Regions from separate parts of the Homo sapiens genome. Here region 1 is linked to region 2. Evidence: chromatin loops called from intact Hi-C (ENCODE). Cell type or tissue: IMR-90. All regions are shown on one strand. Links, peaks and the distances in the headings refer to the core of each region. The heading gives the core; the rest is flanking DNA.

Region 1 (11,483 bases), core at 1,709-9,708, 83 kb after region 2:
CTCTGGGAGCAGGCCCTGCGTGGACCCAGGGTGAGCTAGGGGGTGGGGGCATGCCAGCTTCACCAGCATTCCTGAGGGGAACTTGCTTCTCCCTCGCCCGAGGTCTGGGGACACAAGGAGACAGGGCTGACTGCAGAGCTGGGGGTCTGTGTAGGGGTCTTTCCTGGCCAGTTCTGGGTGTCCCAGGCCACTGAGGATAGTGCTGCACTGGCCACAAGCCCAGCCCTGGGAACCTGCCCTTTCCTAGGGTAGAGTGTGGGTGAGCCATGGTTTTCTGAAAATCAGATATTGCTTGCAGAGCCCTAGGCCCGAGTGGTCTTCTTGAAGTATTCTGCTGGTGGTGGAAGCAGCCGGTTCTGGTCTGTTTTCAAGACGGCTTGCTTCACGCCAGAGGGATTGTTTTGAAACACAGCCCTTATCGCTCCCCATCTGGTAAAGCCCGGGGAAGCTGGTTCCTGGCTCCTGAGGCTGGGCTGCCTCACCTGCCTCCAGCCAGCCTCACCCTGCGTGCCTCTTCCCACCACCTCCTTCTGATCTCTGGAACCTGCCCCCATGACCCCCACTCCCTGTGGGCAACCAGTCCTCCCTTTCCCGGCATTCTCTTGCCTTCCCACCATCCTAGCCTGTGGCCTTTCTGCAAGAAGCCTGCCCAGACGTGTCCACCCCCAAAGCCATCTTCCTTTCCTCTGGGCACCTGTGACAACAGTGAACTTATGGCCTTCAGGGAACAGGTTGTTTCTTGAGGGTCCTGTCTTTCTCATGGCCGTATTCCAGTGACTGGCACACGGTGGATGCCTAGTGAACAAGAATAGATCAGTGGGCACTGGGGCAGCCCCAGCCCAGGCCAGCAGGGACCAAGCACCGGCTGCCCCAGGGTGCAAGGCTGCACCGCTGGGCAGAGGAGCAGAAGGCTGGACGAGCCCCTCCCGGGGCCACCCCCAGGCCCCAGTCTTTCCCTCCCTCCCTCCCTAAAGGGAAGGAGAGGTTAATAAACCAATTACTTTGGGCAACGAAGCAAAATAAGTCCCATTAAAGTAATTAATGTCCTTTGCACAGTCCCCATTGGAGAAGACTAATAAATTGGGGCTTTGTCACCATCCGGTAATTTCTTTCTAAGGCGTTTCTTCATCCCCGTCCAACAGCACAGTTTAAGGCTCTGTTAATACTTTTAAGACGGGCTCAATGCCAGACTAATTAGATTTGCATTTCCACCATGGGCCAGGCTGGGCTCGGATGTGCCCAATGAGAGAGGCTCCAGGACCCCGCCAGAGCCCCAGGGACAGCACCCGTCTTTGAGAAGGGCCATGTGTGGATTCCCACGCCTGCCTGGGGCGGTGGCCCATTACCCAGGCTGCCTGCACAGCTTCCCTATCCCCGGGGAATGGGGGCCATGGCTTTGATCCAGGCAGAGGCCAGACCTCATTCCCAGGAGGTCCCTTCCTGGATCTGTCCCCAGTGGGGCTCACAGGGGTCACCAGTGTGATCCACATCCCAGGGTCTCTCTAGGGCCCCAGAGCCAAATGCTGGCGGGTCCAAGGACAGTCTGCAAAGGGGGAAAAGAACAAATCACAGTTGAAGAGATTGACAGCCACGGCCTCAGAGCCAGGAGACAGAGACAGCATCGCCCATGACGAGCCACACCGACAGGATGGGCCCTCGGAACAGGGCGATGAGAAGGGCATTTCCCTCTGTGCTCTCCCTCCTCACACCCACAGCCCAGTCGAATCGTGAGGACAGCAGCAGACGGATCCTAGTAAGGGACACCCTACAAACACCTGACCTGTCCTCCTCTGAACCGTCCAGGTCACCACCAACAAGGAGAGCCTGGGAAACAGTCACCGCCCAGAGGAGCCCAGGGAGACGGATGAGGAATGTCACATGGGACCCTGGGTGGGGCCCGGGGAGAGAAAAAAGACAGTAGGGAAACTGAGGAAATCTGCATCAAGCATGGACTCAGTTAACAGTCATGTAGCACTGTTGTTTCCTTGTGACAAATGCATACTAATGTGAGATGCTGATAATAGGGCTGCTGGGGGAAGGGCACCTGGGGACTCTTGGTGCCACCTGTGTAAGAATTTTGTAATTCCAAAACTATTCTAAAATCAAAGTTTATTTAAAATAAAAAAAATGACGGCAAGAGGCTGGGCATGGTGCCTCATGCCTATAATCCCAGCACTTTGGGAGGCCGAGGCGGATGGATCACTTGAGGCCAGGAGTTCGAGATCAGCCTGGCCAGCATGGTGAAACCCCACCTCTACCAAAAATACAAAAATTAGCTAGGTGTGGTGGCGCACACCTGTAGTCCCAGCTACTCAGGAGGCTGAGGTGAGACAATCGCTTGAACCCGGGAGGTGGAGTTTGCAGTGAGCCGAGATCGCACCACTGCACTCCAGCCTGGGTGACAGAATGAGACTCCATCTCAAAAAACAAAACAAAACAAAACAAAAACCAAATAGTAGTGAGGGAGAAGAGGCAGCCGAGGATGAGCTGCCTTGCTGCTGCCGCCTGCTCCTGGTCCTGGCCCCGGGCTCAGGCCTGAAGGCGGCCCTCGCTGAGCGGCCTTCTCCAAGGCACGCTTAGTGAGCAGACAAGGAACCGTCAGCAAATCCCTGTATCGTGTCAGAGGAAGCCCCTGCCTCCGCCGGGTGCTGAGGCCCAGCAGAAGGATGACAAGTGTCAGGTAACCCCAGCCTCTGCCAGCCCCGCACCTGAAGACATGAGGCAAGAACATTAGGGGCTGGGGAATGGGGGCCTGTGGTCACGCTGACTCCTCCTGATAGGACCGATCCACTTAGACAATCAGCAGGATCAAAAGATCAATCAATAGAGCTGATAGAAAGTATGACATGGTTGTCAGGTGTGAGATCAACCCCCCCAAATCAATGGCATTTCTTTATACCAGCAATAAACTCCTGGGAGAAAAAATTCCAAAATAGCAGGGGAAAGAAGGTCTCATCCAGGAATAATGGAAGCAAGACCCCACCAGCCCTTTCAGGAAAAGATGGCAACAGAGGTCCAAGAGGGCCTGACTCAATGCAGAGAGACTCCTTGTTCTTGGAGGAGAAAACGCAACATGAGAGAGACTCCAGTTTTTCCCAAATTTAACCTGCAAATTCGAGGCAATCCCAAGCAAACTTCCAGTTGAAATTTTTAAGAAATGCAATAAACTTAACTTTAAAGTTGGCATGGAGGAATAAAGGTCCCAAACAGATAAGTCAAACTTAAAAAGAGATTATTATAAATAGGGGTTTAGGAGCTCTTCTGGGCATTAGAACCCGTTTCTAAACCAGAGCATCAGGTCTTGGGGTGCCGCCATTGTCCTTCCGACCAGCAGACTATCAGTGCAAAGAGGGAGCCCCGATCACACACCCTTGTATACTCGGGAACACACTAGACCACAAAGATGACACCATCGACCACCATAGACAGGATGGAATGGCTGCAGGGCAGGTGGGGAAGGGGAGTCACTCCACGGAGGAAAAGGAATCTGGATTCTTCCGAATGCAAAGGTGCACCTGGACACGACGACAGGCCTGAATGACAAAGGCTGAATTATAAATTTCACAGAAGAAAATGTAGGAAAATACTGCCCAACAGCACATGTGACGAGGCCAAGGGTGGATGCATTCGGTACACCGTAATTTAGAAATTTCCATTTAAAGAAGGACGCAGTTCACATCCTAAGCTCTAGGATGAAGGTCTCATCTCTTTTGTCCTCTTTTTTATCCCCAGGGCCTAGTAAGGTACCTGGCATGGCATGGGGCCCAGGAAACACTGGCGAATAAATGAATGAATGAGAGAGTGAGGGAACGCCACCTCATGTGCCGGCTCTGCGTCAGGAGCAACCGCAAACAAGTCTTGGCTATGCCTGCTCTCAGGCACCTCTTGCACCCCTGCAGGTATCACATGCTCTGCAGTACTGGAGCAAGAAACACATTCTTCCCTCCCAGAAGGCTCTGCAGGAGCTCAGCTGCTACACAAGCTGGTGCAGCCAGTGAGCCCATCAGGGGCCAGCTGGCTAAGAGCCTTCTCTGAGTGCCGCATTGGTGTTCCCGATGCCACATCGTCTCCTGTTTGAGCAGAGACACTAGAGTGGACACACGGTGGCCTTTTATCCTAAACAGGCAGGGTGCAAGCCTGAGTCCCCAGCTCCCTGTAATAATCTCTTTTTAAGTTTGACTTTTTAAGTTCAAGGAGGGACTAAACATTGATTTTCAGAATGCGGCCAAGAGGGTGGTGAAGGTACCATGGGTACCGGCAATGGGCTGATGATGTCCCAAGCTACGTGGGTGAGGGCAGGCACCTGGGGCTGAGAGCCCACGAGAGACCTGCAGTCAAGAGGCCCCGGATCAGGCCAGAACGGGCAGGAGCAGGTCTGCAGGCCAGCACCCTCAAGGCCCACCAGGGGAGGCCCCAGTCTGCCGTTCTGTGACAACACCTGTTTACCTCCCGCTGAAATATCCCACCCTACCAGAAGAACCCGCTGCCTGTGAGATTCCTTTCTGAGGCAGTCCGCTGACTAAACAGGCATCCGATGTCATTGCTGGGGGCAACTCCTTTTAGGCTCAAAGGCCTGTCACGAAGCACAGTTGGGCCTTAGATGGCGGCTAATCAAGAAGGCTGGTTAAAGCTGGGAGGTCGTGAATCTGACCCTATGTAGCTGTGCAGACTCCAGGAATCAGTAAGAGAGGGCTGCGCAGGGCTGCTCTCCTCCGGGGAGACGCAAGTCCCCATAGGGCCATGCAGGGACTGGCGTAGGGATTCGAGCCCCTTCCCTTCCCTGCTCAAGTTCTCCCTCTGGGAGCTGCATGCCGGGGAGCTGGGAGGGAGGCCACAGTCAGAGCAACAGCCGGCAGGCAAACTGACATCTTGGGCCCTGAGCTCTGGGTAAAAGCTGGGATAATTTCTACCCCTAAGTGAACCAGTGAGTTGGGTGGTGGGCCTGCTCTGAGGCCTGTGCCAGGGCCTGAAGGGGTGGGGTCTTACCTCATGAATGCTTCTGAAGAGGTGAAGAGAGACACCCAGCAGCACCTCAGACCCCACCTTCTGGAGGAGCACAGGGCCTTGAAGACCCTCGGAGTCAATGAGGGGCCCCGCATGGTACGGGAGTCTAGGTGGGCGGTGGGCTCACACCAGTCATCCCTGTGATTTCTGGGAATGCCCCTTCCCTCTCAAACATGACAACTGGGTCTCCAGGCCCAGATCTGCCCAATTGTGGCCACCTGCTCTAATGTTCATCAAAGCCTGCTCAGGCCGGCTGTCCTCACAAGGAGCTCTCCAAAAATATGAAAAATTCACGAGTGGGTTCAGGCAAAAAAGCTGCTCTCCTGGATCTGAGGCAAGAACAAACCACCTGCACTCCCTGTGCCCACCTGGCAAGGGTGGCTGCCCACGTGGCCTCTCGGTCCAGTCTTGCTGGGTGGCTGCCACACCACAGGTGTGGGGGCTCGGAGCACTGGATTTCCTGTGGGTCTGCCTGCTTACTCGGGGGTCCCTAAGCCGCTGGCCTACTTTGTTTGACCTGCATTCCCTCAGCAGCCGTGCAGAGGAGGCCACAGCGGGCCCCCGCGCATGGCTGTCAGGACCGCCCCGAATTCAGCACATGGGGAGGGGAAGGCCTCCTTCTCTCCGAGGCTCTTGTTTGCAAAGCTTTAGAGGAGCCAGCAGGACAGAGCCTGGACAAACACCGAGCATCCTCAGCCCCAGAAAACCAAATCGGTAAACATTCCCCTGCCAGGCATTTCTGCCCCTGATTGATTCAGCTGCAAAGTGTAAACTGCCCCGAGAAAGGGCCGGGGGGAGCCCAGGGCCCCCAGGACCAGCATTGGGATGAATCCACCACATGAGTGGGCACAGCTGGGCAGGCAGACACCCCACAGGCATGAAGGCCCCACTGCTGTATCAGGGTGCAGTGGCCAGGTGGCCGTGAGTATGAGACAGACTGCAAATGGGCACATGGGGACCGGCTTGAGGGCCTGAGGCCGCCTGATGCCTCTCATTGTAGCTGATGTATCTGATCTTGGGGCACAGGGCTTCCCCTGCCCTGGACTGCCCTGCCCATCTCATAGAGGCTGATTCTGGCCAGCACCACCCAGGGTCTCAAATCATGGTGGTACCCCCCAAGCCACCCGCTGCAGGGATGGTCGTTCTGTGCAAAACCTCTGTTCACCTCAAGGTCAGGGCAGAGGCAGGGCAAGTCTGTTTCTTTCAGAACTTATTTTTCTTCCTTCTACCTTCTAATGTGGAGAAAACCTAACCATGTCGCAGCACCCAGCAGAGTGTCTTGCAACAGGTTAAACAGTCAACGCTGACTCATATACATGAGAGCCAAGAGTTCTGGGGGTTACAAGGCGGCAGCCCGCCCTGGGGCAGGGGGATAGGAGGGGCGCTGCTGGGGGCCCCTGAGGGCTTCTGCAGATGGTGACCCACCCTGGCCCTGCCTGGGGTGGCAGAGAGTGGGGCCTTGGCCAGGAGAAGGAACTGGACCCTCCTAAGAAGGTCAAGGAGGAAAACCACAGGCGGAGGATCCCTGGAAGAGGCTCCCAGCCCCAGCTGTCTGCGCGCCCGCAGCTGCCCCTGCAAGGAGGCCGGCTGTGCTCCGGCCCGAGCACAGCTTCCTCAGCCTGCCCCCACTCACAGCGATGGGGTGATAATTGCAGGCCAGTGGTGGTGGAATGCTCTGGAATGTTCTATCAGTAAGAGAGGAGGCTAAAGGGCAGGAGGATAGAGACCCGAACAGAGCTCAGGCCTGGGTTGGAAGAGGGTGAGCTGGGAGGGCTGGGCCTGGGTAGGGGATAGGCTGTAGGTAGAAGGGATAAACAGGGGCACAGGGGACAGGCACCAGGTGTGGACAGGGGTCACACTGGGCATGCGTTTGTGCGTACACGTGTGCAGCCCCGAGGGGGCACACAGGGCCTTGCAAGTCTGGATAATAAAACAAAAAGAAAGAGCAAATATCTCCAGGGCCCCAATGCCTGCTGCACACAGCCACCCCGGCAAGCGCCAGTCAGACCTCTCTGGGGTGACTGCCTGGGCCACACAGTCACTCAGCGGCAGAGTAAAAGTCAAACCTGCCCTCTCACAGGAGGCCCTGTCCTCACACTCCCTCCAGCTCATAGGGGCCTCCCCTGTCTCTGAGGCCACCCTGAGACACTCTGAGGCCTGTCTGAGACTCACCAGAGACTCTTGACTTCCCCCGGAGGCAGCACTGCCTGAGCTGGTCATGTGTCCAAGCAGGGGCTGCAGGGAGACACAGGAACACCCCCCACCCCAGGGCGCCCCCAAAGGAGTCTATGCCCTAATCCTTGGAACTCACGCATGCGTCACTCAATTCCCCTTTGCCACTTGATTTCCTTTGAAGGGGAATCAAGGCTGCATGGAATTCAGGCAGCCAAGCAGCTGATCGTGCAATGGGGAGAAAATCCTGGGTTCTCTGGGTGGCCCAATGTGATGACAAGGGTCCTGATACGGGAAAGAGGCAGGGGATCAGAGTCAGAGGAGGAGACGTGGCCGCAGGGGACGCACAGAGTCTGTGATGTGAGGATGCCATGAGCCGCAGCCGCCTTTGAGGGTGAAGGAGGGGCCATGATCCAAGGGATGTGGGCGCCCCTAGGAGCAGGAAACTGCAGGACAGGGACTCTCCCTAGAGCCTCCAGAAGGGACCAGCCCTGAGGACACCTTGATTTTAGGCCACCAAAATTTTGGCGACTTGTTCCAGCAGCCACAGGAAACTAACCCAGGCCCCTCCAGAGACCCTGGCTCCAGCTGAGCTGAGGCCCCCAGGAGGCCTGGGTCCACCCGCTCACATTCGGGGCCTGCCAGGAAGGACTTCAAAGCCCGCGTGCGCTGTCCTCTGGGTGGGGCTGCATCGGGGTCCCTCGCCCCATCTGTCACTCATTCCATATCTTTGAACACCTGTACTATTGTTTGCTTAACATTGTTCCTTAAATAGACTCTGTTTCCTTATCTAAGTATATTTGGAGAGCCAGAAAAAAGTGACTTTAAGTGAAGGCAGTTGTCGAACATACACAATAAAAAGAAGAATTTGCTGAATTTGTTAGTTGCCCAGCAGCGTCGATGGGCAGCAGCACCCACTCCCCATCCCCCACCCTCCCTCCTGCCATTCCTGGAGGCTCCTCAGAGGCCAGGCCCAGCCCATCTCACAGAGGGGTAAAGAAGTTCTAACGTTTCTCATGGTTTGAGAGCAACCAGAGTCACTGGCACCCTGGGCGCCATGCAGGGCTTGCCTCTGTCTGTTCAGGGCCTAGGCAGCAGCACGCTCAGGGTGAAGCCACGGGGACCAGGCCGGCCAGCTCCGCACAGCTCCACAAGGAGCCTGCTCTAGTCCCCAGGGGCTACTGCCGCATGGCTCACCACCCCACCTGCACACCCAGGCCTCAGCCCCAGTGACTGGATCCCACTGGTGAGGCCTCTGTCCCGACCCATAGGGGCTGGCCTCCCTTAGGACACTGCTCCAAGCTACATCTGCAGAAAGGCTTCCAACAACCTGCCCCTCCCCTCTCTCTGTCCCCTGGACACGGTCAACTTGGCCAATACCAGCTGGGCAAGGACACCATACTGACAGGGCCGGCAGTCCTCGGAGCAGCCGACCTGCCTTAAGACGGAGCATGTCAGCTCCTGGAGCTCTGCGGGCCCAGTGCCGTGGATAGGAGCCATGGCTGGGCTGACAAACGCTGGGGCAGAGTGAGAACAAGTTCTTGTTAAAAAACCAGGACACCACCAGCCCCTGGTCTGAGATGGAGTCCTCAGCCTTTCTAGAATGAAATGGTGGTATTTCATTAGAGTAATGTTGTTCTACGAAATGTCCTTTTTTGCGTAATAAAAATGTTGCCCACCTATGTCCATCCACCTTTGGGGGTGGGGGAATATGTAGCGGACCTTTGATGGGGCTGTGACATCCAAATGGCTGGGAACCACAGATAGGGCAGAAACAACTGCCGGGTGCACATGTGTTACCATGTGACCTCAGGCAATCTCGGGCCTGCCACCTGTCATCTGTGGCTTTGGTTGGTCCATCTGTGTGATGGGCTCTCAGTACCTCACACAGGGGCTGGGTTGGTGTCACCTGTGGCCAGTGGCCAAGTATGAGCCAGCCAGGATGGGTGGGGGCCCTGCTGCGACCCTGGCCCTCCCAGACATGCTGGGCACACATGTGGGGTACCTGCCTGTGCCAGACGCACTGCACACACTCAAGGCCACCCCAGGACAGGGGATGTCAGTCCCACTTCACAGGGAGGCGGAGGCAGCAGAGAAGTCAGTCCTTTTTCAAAGCAGCATGGTGGTAGCAGGGCTCGAGCCATCCTCTGCAGACCCCTGGACTCCACCTGTACCAGGGTCCCCCCAAGCCCCAACCCTGCTGGTGAGTGACAGCCTGCACCTCGCTCACCCACCTGGCCGCAGGCACCTCACTGCACCCGCAACAACAGGGCAGGCCTGGGGCCAGCGTCTGATGATAGCCCACTCTTTGGCCTGCTGAGTGTCTGCGGAAGGCCAGTGTGCCAATGCCCAGGTGGCAGAAGGACAATCCCCCCAGGGTCTGTCTGTGTGGCCAGTGCTGCAGCCCACGTTCTGCTGGGAGGACAGCCTGGCCCAGCTGTGGGGCCCCCAGGAAAAGCAGACATCCACCCCACCCCTGAACACCCAGGAACCGCACAGGCCCCTCTCCAGGCTAAGCCCTGCATCTCCTGGTGACTCGGGGGCCCAGGAGGGATGGGACAGGCTGACTTGGCCTCCTCCAGCCTCCAAGGGCACTCTGCTCTAGGCCTGGCTGGGAGTGGGGGGAGGTTGGCCATGGCTCTGGCCAGGGTCTCTGCCCCCAGCAGAGGTGAGCAGAAGCCTGAGATTCCCTTGTCACACACGCTAGTGCCAGTGGCCCCGACCTGCTGCATTCTCACATGGCGCTTAGCCTGGAAGAAGGATCTTCTGCCTCTTTCCTTGCTTGGTACAAATGTCACCTCCCTCAGAGAGCCTTCCTTGATCTCCCGGCTTCATGATAACACGTCTGCCCACCCCCATGGCCAAGGAACCCGCTGTGCCCCCACACTCCAGACCCTGCCTCCCCCTGGGCTCAGTAAGGAACCCGCTGTGCCCCCACACTCCACAGCCCACCCCCACCGAGCCAGGGGCTCACTTCTGCCCTCGTCTCTCCTCCCTCCCCACCATTTGGAGCAGTTTCTCCTTTCCTCGTTCATCTTCTCCATTTCCTGCCCTGACCACAGGCCCAGGCTCCTGGGGCCAGCAGTCCAGGCCAGGCTCGGCCCCTCCCAGCAGTGGAGGAGGGTGTGGTTCTCCCTTGAATCCCTGCAGCCCAGGCCCAGGGCCCTGCCTGGAGCAGGAAATGGATGAAGCTGAGAGGACCCAGTGTCATTCTGTGCCCCCAGGTGTGCCTCCCCTGGGCAGGGGGCACCAACCCCTTTCCCTGCCTCCAGCCCACTCCTGTATTATGACCGCCTCACATCCTCATGTCCATGATCACAACAGCAGGCATCCATCACAGAGTTAGGGCTGTGACGGTCGCACCCTGCTGCAGCCCCACTCTCCCTGGCAGCGAGGTGGACATGGCATTAATAGGGACTTTGCTGTGACCCCATATCCCTGCCGGGCTCGGACCCACCAGCCGTGTTTTATGGTCTGCGAGGGCCGAGTCAGCACGAAGGCTTCCCGGCATTTTACACAAAGCTTCTTCGCCGTGAACGGAGTCAAATTCACTCACGTTGGGATCATAAATATAATTAGGAGACTTTTATTTTCAAGTAGCACTTCTGAAATCTATAAAATTAAGCTAATATACTGATTTTTAAAACACAAGAATTTTATTGCTCTGTGAGTCAGAGTTTGCCAGCCCACAAGGCCAGGAATTAACTCCTTGCAGCTCGCGGGCATCCAGCAGGCCTCCAGGGGCCCCCGTGGGTCTGGGCCTGCTGCACCCACTTGAGGTGCACATGCCCCAGGAGAGCAGCTTCCTGGGACAGAGAGGTGGCTGGGCAGTGGCCGGACATCCACCCACACGGCAGCAGCTGCCCGGGGCTCTCCCTCTCCACCGGCACCCCTTCACTTCTGTGCTGGGTGCCCTGGGAACAAGTCCAGATGCTCTCGGGATCCAGCCTCTGCTTACCCTGTGGAATACACTCCCCCCAGAATTTCCCTGCCTGCCTCCTCCTCTCCTGGGGGAGTCCTCCCTAATCCGCTGCCCTACCCTGAAGGCTGCCCCTTCCCGCTGGGATCTCTTCTGGACCCACTAATGGAAAGTGGTACCCCTGGCTCCTCCTCCTGGAATAATGGGATCCCCGAGCAGGGAGTGCTGGCGAGGGGCACTCAGGATGTCTTGGGAAGGCAGGCGGTGGGGGTCGGGACTGGGCTTCCTCAGCCACCCTCGGCTGGCACTTCAGGGTAGCCCGAGGCAGGCCCAGGCTCTGCGCCACTCCCCACCTGTGACTGTGGGGTCCCTGAGCCGTGGGCATCTT
Region 2 (11,483 bases), core at 1,168-9,167:
CCTCTGTCAACCCTTGCTAAAGGTGGGGAGGAGGCACCCACCAGTGAGTCCTCTTCTCTCACTGGCCTTATCCTGCACAGCCCCAGCCCCAGCTAGTCAGAGGGCTCCTGCGTAGCACCCAGCCAGTCCTGAGCCTGTGCCCACGGTGTAAAGGGCCTGCTGGTCTTTCCCCTTCACCACACACCTGCTGTTCCCAGCCAGGGTGGCATGCACCCACCTTCCCCTCTCAGAGCTCCTTGGCCAATCTCTTCCTTCTCTCTCTTCCTCCCTCCTCCCTCCTCCTTCCTCCTCCCTCCTCCTTCCTCCTCCTTCCTCCTCCTTCCTCCTCCCTCTTCCTTCCTCCTCCCTCCTCCTTCCTTCTCATCCTCCTCCCCCTCCCCCTCCCCCTCCCCACCAGGGTATTGGCAGAATTCCCTATTCTCTGGCACCATCACTTCCTTCTTAAATTTTCTTACCCTTAGTGAGAAAACCCGTGAAGCTCTCCCATCTTTAAACAGCCTTCCCTGGGCGCTAGATCTTCTATCTCTAATTTCTGTTCCCAGAGGCAGCCCTTCAACCCTACCGACTATCTCTTGGCTTTACCTTGGCATTTCCAAACTACACATTTACATTGCTGTTCCTTGAAATTTTGTCACTTTAGACATTATCTAGTGACTGCCTAACATGGAAGAGAAGTGATCAAGATTTTGTTCTCATGCCCCTGCCCTCCCCACTCCCTTATCTTTCCAACACAGTTAAATTAGAATTCTAGGCTAAATAAGTACTTACTGTTTGCATTTTACACAAACAGTATATAACTCTTTATGTCACTATGTAATCACTGTTTTTAGCTGTGTCCTGTGGTCTGTTATGATTACATCTTCTTGTTTTCCCTTGGGTTACAAATGGCCTTAGGTTTTGCTTGTTTTTTACTGCATCTGTCACTAATTCATTCTTGAACTTTCTGTAAGAATTGTAAAACTTCTTTCATCCTATTGAGAATACTGGCAGTCTATCACCTTCATTTTTTTTTTCTTCTGGGATTTCTTCCTGGAGTCTTAGCAGGACTGTTTGCACTGTAGGCATGCTGAGCAGCTGTAATGCTAGAACTTCTTTCACTCATGTTGAAAATTCTCTTGGCCTTTTGTTTTTGGTGTTGGAGTCTCCCTGGTTCTTGAATTGTGTTTCTCTTTCTTTGTTTTTTCCTCTCATTTTGCTAGAGCACGTCCTCAAGTAACTTTCTGAGAAAAGGCATGTGGTAGATACAATTTTTGACTGTGCATGTTTGGAAATGTCTTTATTCTATTCTCATACCTGAGAGTTTGACTAGGTATAGAATTCTGGATGGGAAATCATTTTTTCCCTCAGATGTTTGAAGGCATTTCTCTACTATGTGCTAGCTTTCTGAATTGCTGTTAAGAAATTGGATACCGTTTTGATTTTCTATTCTCTTGTGTGTGACTTACTTTTTCTCTCTGGAAATGTGGAGTGTCTGCTTTATTGCTGGTGTTCTGAAAACAATGGTGTGCCCCACCGGGCATTCTGGGAGTTGATGAGGGAAGTGGGGGAGGAGGTCTTCCTTTTTAGCTTGAATGCATTTACTGAATCCCTGTTGTTTTCATCACGAGAGCTCCTGCCCCACCCACAACTGCTCCTGGTGGCTCCAAGTTCAGAACCTCTCAGGCTCAGCTTTTCTGGAGACTCAACCTGTCTCTAGCTGAGCTTGAGAATCAGTAGCATCTGGCTTCATGGGCTGGGGTGAGACCTGCCTGTCAGGGTCCTGGGTTGGGAACTGCCTCATTCTTGGTGGCTCTTCTTCCTGCAGGGCTTGGTGTCTACCCTCTCCAGTCTCCTAGGCCAGTCTCCATCTGTCCTCCTGCTTCCCAGCTTCCAAACCTTTGTCAACATATTTTTGGTCTCCTCTTTTCTCCTGACCACTTTACCCTAGTTGATTTACATGTTTCCATGTTTTTCATGCCTTTACTGTCACCTTAGTGGGATTCAAAGAAGCTGAAATAGACATGTGTTTACCCATCACGTTTAACCAGTGCTTTCAGCTCTGGCACCTGCTGCTCCGGTCACCAAACCTTCCAGCAGCCCCCTGACGACACCATCTCCTGTCCTGACTTCTCAGAGTTTTCTTCTTGGGTGCTAGTCCCTGCCTGCTGAGGTCCTCCAGCTCCCAGGAGCCATGTTCCCATGGGTGCCTTTCTGCACGTGGCTGCCTCCTCTGAGTCCCGGCTGTGGCCCCTTCCCTGCTGGCTCCTGTGTGGTGCTGCCAGCCTTTGTCCTGCCCTCGCCCCTTTGCAGGTAGTGTTCCCTCTGTTGCTGGCCTCCCCACATTCGAGCTTTCAAGACCTCTATGTGCCCGGTGGTGCCTGGCTTGGACTCAGGGCCAACACCACCATAGGGTTCCCGGCCCCTGACCTCACCACTTCCATGTCTCAGAGGCATCTTGAATTCGACACACCCCAAACAAAGCTCTCGCTGCCTTCTGCCCGCCCCTTCCTCTTCATTCCGGAAAACAGTACCACCACATACCTGCTACTTACACCCTGGCCTGAGCCGCTGAAGTGTACCCCCATTTCCTCCCTCAAGCGCCCAACTCCTATCTGAGTCCTTCTGGTCTGGCCTCCAAGCCACATGTGGAATTTTCCCTCTGGCAAAACAGCCACTTGTCTCCATAGCCGCTCTCCCCCGCCCCCCCGACCCCACTTTTTTTTTTTAATCAACAGAACCCTGAATTAAGCTGAGTGTTTGCCTGCCTGGAATAGAGACTCCGTCCCCAGGGGCCCTTGCAGCGACTCAGGCGTGCGTCACATTCCGGCGGGTGGACAGAAAGGGGGATGACGTGGGCCGCTTCTGTGTAGGGTTTTACAGGAGTGGGGCCTGTCCTTCATGTCTTTTACCTCCCTCCTGCTGCTGGAATGCAGATGTGATGGTGAATGCAGGAGCAGCCGCTGGGGACCATAGGACAGAAGCACTGGATTGTGGACAGGAAAGCAAGCAGAGAGAGGAGGTCTGGGGCCAGGCTGATTCACCAGGCACACATCAGCCCTGAAGCTTCTGCTACTCTGGGACCCTGCGGGTGGCAAAGTTCTCTCTTATTTGGGCTGTCCCCAGGGTCACTGTCTCAGCAGCAGCTGAACCAAGAACCTCCCCTTCTCCCACCTGCCCTGACTCTGGTCCCTTATCTCCTACCTGGGGGACAGCAACACGAGGTGACTGTGCCTGGCCTCCTCTCTGCAGCCCAGCCTGTTCCCCTCCCGGCTCTGTGACATCTAAGCACATCACCTCTGAGCTTCAGGCTGAAGCCCTCCTGTGGCTTGTGAGTGACTGAAAATGACTCCAAACTCCTTAGAGGACTGCTCCGATGTCACCTCCTTGGAGATGTCCCCTTCCCCACCTACTCCACGGCTCATGGGCCACCTGCCTGGCTTTCTTCCTCCCTGTCCTTGTCACTCCAGGACCAGACACCCCACACCCAGTGGTTTACAGGCTGCTGGCCTGTGTGTCTCTCTGGCTGTGAGCATATGGGGAAGTGGTTAGTGTGTCTCCCCAGCACCCAGCATGGCTCCAAGCACATAGTGGGATTCTGAGTGGAGGCAGGGCAGGGGCCCCAAGACGAGGGGTGCCCAGGGGAGCCCCGTGCCTCTCTGGCCCTCTGCACCCCTCTCTGTTCTCCCTCTGGGAGCACAGTGGTGGGCTGGGTGTGCTGGGCCAGCCCTCTTGTGCCACAGCCAATCCAGGGCATTTCTACCCTGTGGGTGCCCAGCTGCAGGTCTGCTGGGGAGGCCTTCGGGGAAGCAGCAGCAGGAGGGGGCGGGGGAAAGTGCTCCCACACCGGCCTGGCGCACCCAACGCCGGGTCTGCCTGAGTTTCCGTGACTGTCTGCGCGGAACCGCACGGCGGTTTCCATCAGCGCTGCCAAGAGGCGGCTGCTGGGCCTGGCCGCGGGTTCTGACCCCCAGCTGGCCTGGTTACTGCCAGGAGACCCTGGGAAGCTGGGGAATACTGGAGCCCGAAGGGTTAACCTGCCCTCCCCGCCCCCAACCCCGGCTCAATTTCTTCATTTTTCAAAGGCCGGGCCCTCTTTCCTTCCAAGTCACAGCTGACGTGAAATGTAGCCTTAAAATGCAGCTGACATGAAAAACAATAGCACTCCCTCGGAGAGGTTCTGCTGCGGGCTGGACAGCCCCCGCCCCCCAATAATTACTCAAGACATTGGCATGAGCCAGGCCTGGTTAGGTAACAGGCTGCTTGCTGTGGAGGCTTATAACTCACAGGCAGTTACACATAATCTCTGCAGACAACAAAATCGTTTCCAGGATGGCGGGGAGGACGAGGCCTCGGGGAGAGGGTACTGGGGCAGGAGGGGCTGAGACCATGCCAATGGGGACAGGATCTGAGGAAGGGGCTCCGGGTGGCCCTGGGGAGCCAGCTTGTCAATGTGGGGAGGTGGTAAAGTGTCTGTGGAAAGGGGTTGCCCTGCCTCTCTCTTTACTCCAAACTCCACCCTTGCCCCAGTCCCTGGCGTGGAGGCCGCGCTGGTCCAGTCCGTTACTGAGCAAAGTACCCGGAGACTCATTCATACTGAAGTGTGAATGACTGACTGCTTTGGGAGAGCTGCCCCCGCGCAGCTCCGCGAAGGATAATTAATTGTCTGTTTATTGTTCATGGCCCCACTGTACTGACTTCCTCATGGGCAGGTCCACATACTTTCCCCTGTGTTCCCAGAGTCTAGTACATAGCAGACATTCAGAAAATATTTGTTGAAGACGACGACATCTAACCCAAAGAAGGAAGCGTCCAGGGTGTGATTCCAGGCACATGGGCGGGGCCCCTGGCAGCAAGGGCTGGACGACTGGAGGGACACTGGCCAGTAGAGGGCTGGGGCGCCCCTACCCCCCCGCGTGGTGCTTGCTCTTCCAGCACCCGGGGCCCCTGGCACCTTCCCACAGGAAACGCCCATTTCCCTGGAAGGACACTGAGCTGAGCAGGCTGAGGGCTCGGAAGGTCTGGGCTGCGGGCCTCCCTTGGCCTCCCATTGGTCTGGGTCTGCACCCTGGCGGCCTGGCTGCAGAGCCCACCCTGCCAGGAACTGGCTTCCTGGGCTATGAAGGCACACGCCCGACAGCAGGGTCGGGGAAGCCGGGCCCCAGCCCCAGTCCCGCCGCAGGGAAACGGCACCTCCCATGTTCTCTGGACTCTCTTTCCACCGTGACCCTGTCTCTGCGCATGGGACAGCCGTGTCCAGGCTGAGGCCCAGCACACTGCGCCTCCTGCACCAGCCACATGTGCAGACCAATGTCTGAGCTCGGAGCTGGCCCACAATCCCTGGCCCAGGCCCCATCGTACAGCTTCCATCCACACCCGGCCTCCCCTGTCCAAACGCCCCTGTCCTTGCCCAGTCACTGAGGCCCCAGAACTCACTGGGAACCTGCTCTGTGCCCGGCAGGGGAACTCGTGTCCCTGATCAGTGTACCCTCCGGTGCCAGGGGCAGGATGGATGCGGCACGGCACTGAGACAGGCCAAGTACAGAATTCTATGGCTCTGTGGTGTGGAACCCAGGGGACGTTCCTTCCTCAAAGCTGTCCCGGGGGCCTCTAGGATGCCCAAGCTCCTGACTGTCTTCTTCCCGCCACCCCCAGCTGCTTCCTGTACTGCAAGGCCCTGTTCACCCCTTGAGTGGCCCCATTCTCACTCTCTCCTCTCCCTGCAATCTCTTGCCAGGCAACCTCATCCACACCCCTTCTTCAGGTACCACCTCCATGTTGCAGCCTCTGTTTTCAGCTCCAATCTCCCTGCTGAGCCTTGCAGCCTAAACTGCCGGGCAAACACCTCCACGTGGACACCTCAGAACCTTTCAGGCCCTGCGTGTCCTCCTCCCTGCTCCTGTCTGGATGAATCGTTTCAGCCTCCAACATATGGCCAAGCCAGAACCTGGGGGTCTTTCCTGAAGACTCCCCTCCTTCACCACCATATCCAGCTCGTCCCCAAGTCTGGGGATTGTGTCTCCAAATCCCCTCTCGTATCTGTCTTCTTTCCACCCCTGGGCCTAGCCTCCCTCCTCCCAGGGCCTCTGCGTAGCCTCCTCACCCACCTCCCCTCTACTCTGGCCCCTCCATGGACAGCCTCACACTTCAGCCAGGGGGTGGCTCTTGCTGGAAGAGTTAGTTATCCATGTGCATGCATGTGTCTGGGTGTGTTTGTGTGAATGTGTGTGTCGAATATGGGTGTGTGTGACGGTGTGTGTCAAGGTGTTTGTGCTGTGGAAAGGGCAGGCCTGCTATATGATGGATAAGCACAAGCCTCCAGGCCTTAGTGTGCATGCCCAGCTCCACTCCCGGGAAGCCCATCACTGGTCCTCTTATCAGCTTTTGGTGACATGCTGGCCACATGGTTTCTCGACTTGTCAATCTTAGCTACTAGAATCTTCCTTGTATGAAGGTGAGGCTTAAGCTCTCACCCCACCCTCGGCTTTGTCCACCCTCTAACTGTCCAGCACAGCTTCCCCATTGTTTTGATGAAATCTATGCCCACTGCCTGGGTCCCCCACAGAGCCAGGGGGTATACTGTGCTCACATTTCCTTTCTGGGTTCTCCTGCTTCTCTGCTCTCTTCTCTAACAACACCTCCCTCAGGGAGATCCTCCGCTGTTTTGGAAGCTCCGTTGCAGATTTTCTTCCCAGTCCCACCTATTTTCTCTTCCTGGGTGGCCTCTTCAGGAGTATCCTGTCCTCTGCTCCTGCCTGGGCTGCCTGGGCTGGAGGCCTGTAGCCCTGAGCCAGCTGCTGGGCTTGGACCTCCCTGTTCTGTCTGTGTAGGGTCTTCTGCCTCCTTGTTGTTGGTGCCTTCCTTTTCCCTGGTTTCCTCCCACGTTTTGCTGGAGTGCATTCTCCAGAACCTTCTAAGAAAAGGGATAGAAAGCAAATTCTATACTTTTTTCCTGCAGTGACTTGGAAAAATTTTATAAGTTCTTGAGTATCTGAAAATGTCTTTACTGTATCCTCACCCTTGATAGATACTTTGGCTAGGTATAGAATTTTATTTTCCTTCACAATTTTGAAGGCATCTCTCTTCATAAATTTTCTCTACCAAAGACTGATCTGTTCAGAGGCCCATGTTTGGAAAATCACCTGTTACTTCTTTGAGAAGATTCTAGAATGTTGTCTTTATCTCTGCTGTTCCTGAAGGGCATGATGACACAGTGGCTGCTCTTTTCTGCTAGAGGTTCTCAGTGGGCCCTTTCTTTAGTCTCTATTTCCTCTCATCTCCCTTTCTGGAACTTCCAATAGCAGGATATTGGATGTCCTTGGATTGAGTCTGCATGTTTCTTGGGTGTTCTGATTTTCTGTCTTTCAGTCTTCATTCCACTTTCAGGGAGATTTACTTCCATCTTTTACTGATTTTTTTTTTTTTAATTCAGCAGCATAATTGACATTTCCAAGCACTCTTTCTGCTTCTCTAATTGTTTCTTTTTCACAATGTCCTACTCTGGCCTATGCCACCGTTCTGAATTTCAGATCTTACAATGGTGAGATTTGTTCATTGCTCCCTTGCCTCACATCCTTTGGGGCTCCCCCTGTTCTGAGCTGAGCCCCTGCCAAGGACTCCACCTTCCCTCCCTAACTTTCTCCTTTGGCCCGTGTTCAGCCCTCTCCATCCTCTCAGACCCACAGACCAGGCCTATTCCTTCCTGCCTTGGGGCCTTGGCCCATGACTATCCCACCTCTCCACTTAGTTAAGCTAATTTCCACCCATCCTTTGGGGTTCGGCTCACAGGGAGCTTCCTTGGGACACCTCTGCTAATACCCTAGGTAGGCTCACAACTTATTATGTAGCCTTTAGCTCTCTTTACGCACTTAGCACAGTTCTAACTAAACACTTGCATTCTGCCATAATGGCCTAATATCTGTCCCCATTTCCCCACCTCCACCTCCTAGAGGGACATCCCTAGGAGGGTAGGGTCCAGTCCATCTTATCCACACTATACCCCAGGGCCTGGCGCTGTGCTGGTGCTTGTGTCAGCATCCTGCACTGTGGTGCCATGTTACCACAAGCATAGCGCAACACGTGTGTGACATCTTGCAGCACTGGAGGTCAGGAGTCTCACCGGGCTAACAAGGTGTCAGCAGGGCTGATACCTGCTGGAGGCTCTAGGGCTGATTCATTCCTCACCTTCTCCGGTTTTCTAGAAGCTGCCTGCGTTCCTGGGCTGTGGCCCCTCCTCCGTCTTCAAAGCCAGCAGCACAGCACCTTCAGCCTCTCTGAGCTCTGCTTCCATCCCCCTGTCTTCTCCGCTGACTGACCCTCCTGCCTCCCTCTTAGAAGGACCCTTGTGATCACATTCGGGGCCCCTGGATAACCCAGGATCATCTCCCCATCTCTGGATCCTTCACTTAGTCACCCTGCAAAGTCCACTCTGCCATGAAGGGACAGGGATAGAATGAGGACATCACTGGGGCCATGACACGACTACAGAGCTCACACACACTTGCTGGGGTGGGGGTGTGCAGAGCAGGGATGTGGCTGCAGAGGAGGGCAACAGGAGTGGCTTGGAAGATGCACCCTTTAAGGAACCCCTATAGGACCAGTACATAGCAGCCAGGAAAAGGTGGGGAGATGTCATGGGCACAGGGAACAAGGTGAGCAGAGGGCAGGACCTCAAATGGCTGGGAGGGTTTCCAGCAGAAGGGCAGCACGCAAGGCCCATCCCAAAGGCCTTGGAAGCCACTGTGAACAGTCCAGAATTACCACGTGGGGAAGGGGACACCATGGGTAACTGTGTGGGGTCAGTGGGGCTCTGCCCTCATGAGGCTTTTTACCAGCCACTTCCCAATGGCCTCCCACTCCATCTGAGCCCATCCATCTGGCCCTCATGGGTCCCCAGACTCCCTCAGCCAGAGCAATGATTCAGGACACACAATGGCCCTGTGGCTCCACTTGAAACTTCTCGAGAAAGTGTGTGTGGCTGGCGTGACCCCATGGGCACCATTCTCACCATATTCCCCAACCCTTGCCAGGCCCACGGCCACCTTCCCATCCTCTCGCTTGCAGTGCTCCTGCCCCACGCGGGGCCTCTGCACCTGGAGTCACACAGCTGAGAGGCGAGGAAACGGGACTCGCACAGAGCACCAGGCTTCGGTGTCCGCCCTCTGACACCCGTGTTGCTACAGCACCAGCCAGGGGCCACCGAACACTTGACAGACCCACCCCACCCTGCAGGGACGAAAGCTTCCCACCAAGGCAGCAGAGCAGGCCGGACCTGGCCTCCGAAGAGTGCTGATGTCCTTAGAGGGAGGTTCAGGCAGCTGCAAAAGCAAGGCAGGTTAAGGAACCCCTCGCTTAGATGGGCCTAGAAACAGCCCCAGAGATGGCCGAGGCCCAGCACGGGCCAGGGGAGGGTGAGCAGCAATGGAGGTGGGGTGTAGGCACTCCCCTTGACAGCTCTGTCAGGGAGAAGAAAGTATGGGATGAAGGAAGAGCCAGGGGATGTGGAGGACATGGCTTCCAGCAGCTTCCAGAGGGGCTCTAGCAGGAGGGAAGGGAGGCGGAAGCCACGCAGACTCAAACCCTCAATGGAGACCATTTCCCCAGACGTAAGGAGAGGACACATGTGCCCAGGCTTTAAGGGCCCAGAGGATGGGGCAGGAAAAACAAATGAACAAAACCAACACATCAAGAAATCCACAATATTATTGGCCATCCTAGTGCCTGTCTCTCAGAAACTGACAAACCACAGTGGGTGAAACTAACAAACAAACAAACAAACAAACAAACAGCAAGGTAAGTCAGGAGGTGGAGGAGTCGCAGAACTCCACTAACAAGTTTAACACAATTAACAGAAAAGACTCCACCGCCTCCACACATATACAAAAAGGTCACAGAAATGATCCTATTAGGCACCAAAGGAAAACTCCATAAATTTCTAAAAATCTGTACCTTGATGTAAAATAGAAAATTATTAATAAAAATAGCAACAGATGGATACATCTTGAAGTTTAAAAAGTACCCTTCTAAATAACTCTTTGATTAAAGAGAAAATAAGGCAGAGAGAAAATCTTAGGATGGATTTACAAGGAGCTGATTACATGCCAAGAGTGTGGGATGCTTCCTATAGGGTATTTGGAGAAGTATCGATGGCAATTTTAGAAAATAAAAAAGATTGAAAATAAATGTGCTAAGCTTTCAACTCAAGAAGCTAGAAAAAGAACACCAAAACAAATACAAAGAAAAGAATGAACAAAGTCAAAGGAAGATATTAGCAAAATAGAAAAATATTTTATGAAAAAGAATTGACCAATAAAACCAAATGCAGGTTGTTTGAAGAGCCAGTAAAGTAGATAAACCTTAAGCAAGTAAAGTAACAAATAAGAATTAGGAATGAATACTACTGCTACCGAGGGAATTGAATAATTGTAAGTGATTATGATATATACTTTCATATCAATAAAATTGAAAACACAATATGATGGATAAGTTTCAAGGCAAAAAATACCAAAAGTGGCTTATGTGGTAGAAAATCCTAAGAAACATAAACCCATTGGGGAGACACAAATGCCAGTTACCTACCCTCCTCTAAAAGGTTTCCAGTCTAGTTTTTGGGGGTGATTTCTATAATTACCTAAAAAAGCAGACGACATCCATCCCATCCATCCCAGAGCACTAGCCAAAAGGGGAGGTTGCTCAACTTATCTGACAAGGTAAAACCCCAGGCACCATAACTGCTCAAGCAAACACAAGAAAATTCTAGGCCCAAATCAGGTATGAACACAGATGCTAAAACCTAAAAATGCATCAGCAGCTGGACTTGAGTCAAGATCACATAAGGTTTACCTCAGGAATTCAAGGAAGGTTCAATGTCAGGAAGGCTCTCGGCACCTGGTGTTTGGACCCTGCTGTTTCAGGTGTGTTTTCAACTGGACTTCTACCCTCATGTATGGGCTGACACGTGTTGGATGTCTCCCATTCCCAAATCCCCAGCTTGCCCAGGGGAGGGTGGGCTGGGCCTCATAAAAGCCTTGCCCACTCCTCACTTAAACTCTGGTTTGTCTTCCTCTCCTGCTCCTTCCTCAGCACATGGGCAGGCATAGAGCACACAATGCTCTGTCATTGTCTGTCCTCCTAGTGGGCCACAGCCCTTGGGAGGAGGGACTTTGGCTGTCTGGCCTACCACTGATGCCTGGAGCATAGGGATGCTTGGCAAATACTTGTTGAATGAATGAATGAATGAATGAACCAATGAACAAAGGCCAGGTGAGGGTACTCCCTAATCCTGTAGGGCAGAATCTCCCTGGAGAATGTCCAGCTGGTCTTTTCAAAGGGGCTGGAGAGGACTAGCTCCTTTCAGGCTGGAGCTGGGAGCAGGATGTGGGTCCTGTGGGGCTGGGTAATGCTGGAGGGTGGGATGAACCTCTTGTGCCACCTGCCTTCCAAGAGGCATGTGGCCCACTCTCCTAGATGTGATTCTGCTGGGCCTGGGGGTTGGGGGAAGAGCAGCT

What was found. Hi-C counts contacts between places; a loop is a spot of excess contacts. Peaks named below come from ENCODE experiments on the same cell type or tissue, not always from the same donor. Only the 100,000 strongest peaks of a DNase experiment are listed, where the experiment ranks them.
Region 1: a loop joins it to region 2, with 3 times the contacts of the local background. A loop is called at or near these places in 3 of 110 quality-filtered maps.

Annotation. Positions count from the first base shown.
Region 1 is chr11:2,736,846-2,748,328 of GRCh38, reverse strand. All of the region lies in intron 11 of KCNQ1 (potassium voltage-gated channel subfamily Q member 1), which reads right to left. Among named protein-coding and RNA genes, the nearest start is that of KCNQ1OT1, 43 kb to the right of the region's middle. RefSeq lists enhancers at 6,598-7,234, 8,805-9,663, 11,457-11,483. In IMR-90, for the core only: no CTCF peak of the experiment used is centred there; a DNase peak (open chromatin) is centred at 6,288; H3K27ac peaks cover 1,526 bases; H3K27me3 peaks cover 52 bases.
Region 2 is chr11:2,818,845-2,830,327 of GRCh38, reverse strand. All of the region lies in intron 15 of KCNQ1 (potassium voltage-gated channel subfamily Q member 1), which reads right to left. Among named protein-coding and RNA genes, the nearest start is that of KCNQ1-AS1, 37 kb to the left of the region's middle. RefSeq lists an enhancer at 1,863-2,763. In IMR-90, for the core only: no CTCF peak of the experiment used is centred there; DNase peaks (open chromatin) are centred at 3,837, 4,187 and 4,697; H3K27ac peaks cover 2,466 bases.